Regions from separate parts of the Mus musculus genome. Here region 2 is linked to region 1. Evidence: chromatin loops called from intact Hi-C (ENCODE). Cell type or tissue: left cerebral cortex. All regions are shown on one strand.

Region 1 (2,500 bases):
GTGGCTAGGTTTGGCTGTGGCAATTCAGCAGTGACTCTGCCAGCTTGGTGAGGGATGGGGAGGTGTGCTAGACACTGGGTGGACGCATCCCTCCCGTACCCCTCCCCCATGCCTTGCATAGTGTTTGGTCAGGCAAGGTCTCCTTCTTCCTCCTGTTGCCATACTCTCTGGACTCTTGCATCAGCCGTGTTAAAGCCACTGATTGGCCAAAGCTCTTTTGATTCCTGGAGACATGTCTAGATCACATCTGAAAGGTTTTTTTTTTGAGACTTCTTCAATTTCAGACCCTGTCAGACTAAAAACCTAATGGGATTCTCATCTTTTTTTTTTTTTTCAGAATTAATTTTATGGCATCAAATTCTTGAATCATTGTATTATAATGCCTTTACATTGTAACCATTCCAGGCACTATGGTTTATCACTCCTTGTGGGGTCCCCCCCCCAACTCTTACTATTTTCCAACTCCCCAATTGCAGAACACAGTTTCTGCCCAGGGAATTCTTGTAGGAGAGAAGCCCCTCTCGCTCCGATTGGCTTGATAAAACCAAAGGAGACACTCCACACACCCACCAGTAGCTTACTCACCTTCACTTGCTCCTTAAAGCAGCCATTGTGTGAGGTCCCGAACAAGGACTAACCCTGACTTCACCTCTTTAAGTTGTTACAGACCCCCAGAAACAGAGTCAGCTCCGATCCTAACAGCGACTCGATCGCTTGTTTTTGTCTCTATTCACCAAATTAAGCCCCTTCCTTTCCCAACTCTTGAATCAGTTTTATCGACTAAATCAAGGACGTTCGTTCGGAAGGAGATCTCTCTCCGATCAACGTGCAGAGTTTGTCTTGATAAAGTCACTTCCCTCGACTGCACATTTTGGATAGAAAACGTCAAGTTTGGAAAAGCTCATCTTTCTTAGTAAAATATGAAGGCTCATCTATTCTGGGTGCTTTCGGGGCAATTAGCTGGACTTTTCTAGTTTGATCAGTTGAGCGAGCCCGCAGCGCCCCCTGCAGGCCAGATCTTGCTATAGCTCAACCCCGGTGAACTGAAAAAAGGCTTCCAGGGCCGCTCCAAAGGATTCTGTACAGAACCCCATATCATGGCGTCAAGGTCTTAATAAGAAGACATGCGGTGGCTAAGTAAATACCATGTGGCTTCTGAAGTGTCTAGCAAGGAATAAGCTTTCATAAAACTTCACAGCCTAAATATTTCTCCCATTGCTTCGCTAAAAACCCTCGGAAAACTGTCTGCGGCATGGAGACCAGATGTTAAGGTCCAGCCAACCGACACTTTAACAGTCTGATCCAGTGGCTTGATTTTTAAAAAAATTGTTTCCTATGGTACCCTACTACCTATCATGATGGGCAGAGGGGGTGAAGGGCGGAGGCAGTCCTAGCTTTTTAAACCGTGTGAAATCAGAACAAGTCATTTCTCTCTGCCCCTGTTTCCTGCTGTGTCAAAGCAGGGCTGTTGTGAGCACGAAAGCTAACGCAGAACTCTTCAACAGGGCAGCAGGGGTTGTTATTTATATTGCTGTTTTTCCCCAAAGTATCCTCGGCAAAAGCAGCAACACTCCTCCCCGACCCCTTGGTGCTCAGCAACAGGCTCTTCTTACGTAAATCGCGGCGGCCAATGAGCAGACATGTGGGCGGGGTTTAGAATAAGCCAATAGGAGCCTGCAGCGACGCTCTGGATAGGACCAGGCATGTTTCCAGGCTGACAAGGCAACTCTCCGAAGCTGTTGAGGAGACCTGAAAGGTCTTTAAAATCTTCTTGCTCTGCCTATCAACCGGGCTCTGATTGGTCTAAAACTCAGCGCCTGCCTCTCCTCCGCCCGCCCTGAGCAGGAAGGGAGCTGGTAGCACAAGGCTTACTTTTTTTTTTTTTTTTCTTAATATTTGAGACTAGGTCTGTACACCAGGCCCATAACTCAAATCCGGAACTCAAACTTGTTATGTATCCAGAGGCTGATCTTAACTTTATGATGGCCCTGCCACAACTTCCCAAGTATCTGGGATTGCAAGTCTGTGTTGCCTCCCCTGGTGTTTTAAATCTCTACACATTCTTTCGCATGTGGGGATGTAGCTCAGTGGTAGAGCGCATGCTTAGCATGCATGAGGTCCTGGGTTCGATCTCCAGGTTTTTTTTTTTTAAATCCATTTACACACTTAAGTGCTTCTATGTGTTACATTTTTAATATTAAAGAGGCCCTTGCCGGGCGTGGTGGCGCACGCCTTTAATCCCAGCACTCAGGAGGCAGAGGCAGGCGAATTTCTGAGTTCGAGGCCAGCCTGGTCTACAGAGTGAGTTCCAGGACAGCCAGGGCTACACAGAGAAACCCTGTCTCGAAAAACAAAAACAAAAAAAGAGGCCCTCAAGCATGGCATGATAATGGTTGTTGAAGGCCACACTGGGCTACAGAGTGATTTATCTCGGAAACTCAGTAAGTGCTAGTATCAAAAATAAATAAATAAGTAAATAAACAAGTAAGTAAGTAAATAA
Region 2 (2,500 bases), 470 kb before region 1:
AGAGATGAATAGAGAGACCCTGCTTCAAAAAACAAGACAACAAGTGTATCCTCAAAGGACTACTAGTTGGAAAGTATGGGAAAGAAGATAAAGGAGAAGAAAGGAGGAAGGCAGGGAGATTTTCAACAAAGCAATACAAATTCTTTGTGGAAGTGGACAAAGTGCTTGCCAAGCAAGCATGAGGACATGACTTCAGATCCCTAGAACCCACATAAAAGGGCGGCAAGGCAGGTGTGACAGCCACCTGTAATTTAAGCACTCAGGTGGCAGGCACAAGGAATCTCTACGATGACTAGCTAGCTGACTAACTAGAACTGGCTAGCTCTGGGTTCAACAAGAGACTCTGACTCAACAAAGGAAGTAGAGTGTGATCAAAGATGTGCAAAGTCAACTTTGGGCCTCCATACACATGTGCATGGACACACACACAAACACACACACACACACCCCACACACTCATGAAAAACTTTAGGCTGGGTGTGGTGGCTGGCACAAAGCTCTGATCCCAGCACTGTGGAGTGAGAGGCAGAAAGATCTCTATGATTTTGAGGCAAGCCTGGTCTACAGAGCATTCATGTGTTGTTCCCTATCTTAAGAACGAAAACCCAAAGTACAATGTTACTAGGATAGATGTCATAAAGAGCCAAAAATGTCCACAACTCTCTGTTGAAAGTTCCTCCAAATAGAAAGAGAAGCCAGGATCAGGATCAGAGGGCAGGCAGCATGCTCAGTGAGGCCTGAGTTTGATACTCGGCACTAGGAAGAAAAGCATGCGTCAGTATTCTTTTTCAAAGGAAAACAGGAACATAATACTTCCCCCAAATGTATAAAAAGCACAAACATATGTACAGTCATCATTTTGGTTAAATGCATTTTTTTAAATATATACTTCACAAAAATGAGGTACTATTTCTTTCTAAAAAGATTCAAGACTCTTCCGATTTCGGGCAGTTTGTCTAAAGGCTGCCTTAAAAGCCACCCTCCCAGAGCAAACCTCTTCCTGTTTGTCAAGTGTGTGTTTACTTTCACATCTGCTTCAAAAGATAAAAGCAACAATGGGGACACCAACCACAAGACTGTGTCCTACCAAGCCGGAAATGACGCTATAAACCCAGACTTGCTGTGAAATGGGTCTTCAGAACACTCACACACAGGCTAACATGCAAATAAAAACTTAAAAAATTTACAGTGTGAGTCTGAATCAAACCCAAAGATCGACACTGGACAAAACTGCATTACATATTTGCATACAACCATTATACAGACCCAAAGACATCCAATTTCAGTAGACAAGGGTACAAGTAAGGTATAAAAATACAAAGGCTCGGAGGGTAGGTGAGCTACACAAGCCTAGCAACCTGACTTCAATCCCTAGAACCATATAAAGAAGAGAACTATGCCACAGTTTGCCTCTGGCCTCCACACAAGCAAACATCATACACATCTGTGTACACACACACACACACACACACACACATACACACGACTACAATAGTAAAAATTAATCAGAGATACTTAGCAGGAGCTGGGTGATGGTGGTGCATGCCTTTAATTCCAGCACAGGGGAAACAGAGGCAGGTGGATCTCTGTGAGTTGGAGGCTAGCCTGGTCTACAGAGTGAGTTCTAAGACAGCCAGGGCTACACAAACAAAACCTAGTCCAGCACAGCCAGGCTATGTTACACAGAGAAACTGTCTAAAAAAAAAAACAAAAAACAATATATATATATATATATATATGTATGTGTGTGTGTGTGTGTGTGTGTGTATTTAAGAGCACCTAGAGTGACTGCAAACATCTGCAATCCCAACATTTCAGAGATGCAGGCAACAGAGTCACAAGTTCAAAGTCACCCTCAACTACATAGCAAGTTTCAAGGCTAGCCTGGGGGTACATGAGACTGCCAGGAAAGAAGGAAGAGAGGGAGGGGGAAGGAGAGCCAGCCACATTAAACAAATGTCACTTCTTCTCTTTTCCCTTTGATAAAATCTGTATGATAGGCACATACTATGCATATATTTCCTAAAATATGATTATCCTCATTTTACACACACACAAATACAGCTTTAGAAAAGGACTTTCACAAGACAACAGTTATAGAGAACTCATCAGCTTTGACAGAAGGTTTACATCCAAAGCTCTTACCCCCGACAAGCAAAAGGGTCTCAGTAAGGTCTCATCACTCTGAATGCCAATTTTCAATTGTGTGATTCTGGACAAGCTACTTAGCTTTTAACTTGTTACCTAAACTGTGAATTGAGATTAATAACACTCCAGTAACCTGGGGTGAGGCTTAACTATGAAAATCATCATGACAGCCAGGCATCTGGTGTCTAAGTATTTCACAGACACCTAAGGATGTGGCTCACAGTAGGAAGCTAGCCTAGCATGCACCAGCACCTCAAGAGAAAAAAAAAAAATTCACATTTGACTTCCTATATTTAACTCATCTAATCACCATAACATTAAAGGTATAGAACATCCCTACCATTATAGAATG

What was found. Hi-C counts contacts between places; a loop is a spot of excess contacts. Peaks named below come from ENCODE experiments on the same cell type or tissue, not always from the same donor. Only the 100,000 strongest peaks of a DNase experiment are listed, where the experiment ranks them.
Region 2: a loop joins it to region 1, with 7 times the contacts of the local background. A loop is called at or near these places in 1 of 42 quality-filtered maps.

Annotation. Positions count from the first base shown.
Region 1 is chr4:132,513,935-132,516,434 of GRCm38, forward strand. n-TAagc8 (a tRNA gene) reads left to right here and starts at 2,074; the gene lies at 2,074-2,145. In left cerebral cortex, a CTCF peak has its summit at 1,010 (motif pointing left); DNase peaks (open chromatin) are centred at 51, 1,008 and 1,661; H3K4me3 peaks cover 1,386 bases; H3K27ac peaks cover 616 bases.
Region 2 is chr4:132,039,404-132,041,903 of GRCm38, forward strand. The region is part of intron 1 of Epb41 (erythrocyte membrane protein band 4.1); the gene reads right to left. Among named protein-coding and RNA genes, the nearest start is that of Gm36157, 8.9 kb to the right of the region's middle. In left cerebral cortex, no CTCF peak of the experiment used is centred here; a DNase peak (open chromatin) is centred at 1,065; H3K27ac peaks cover 873 bases.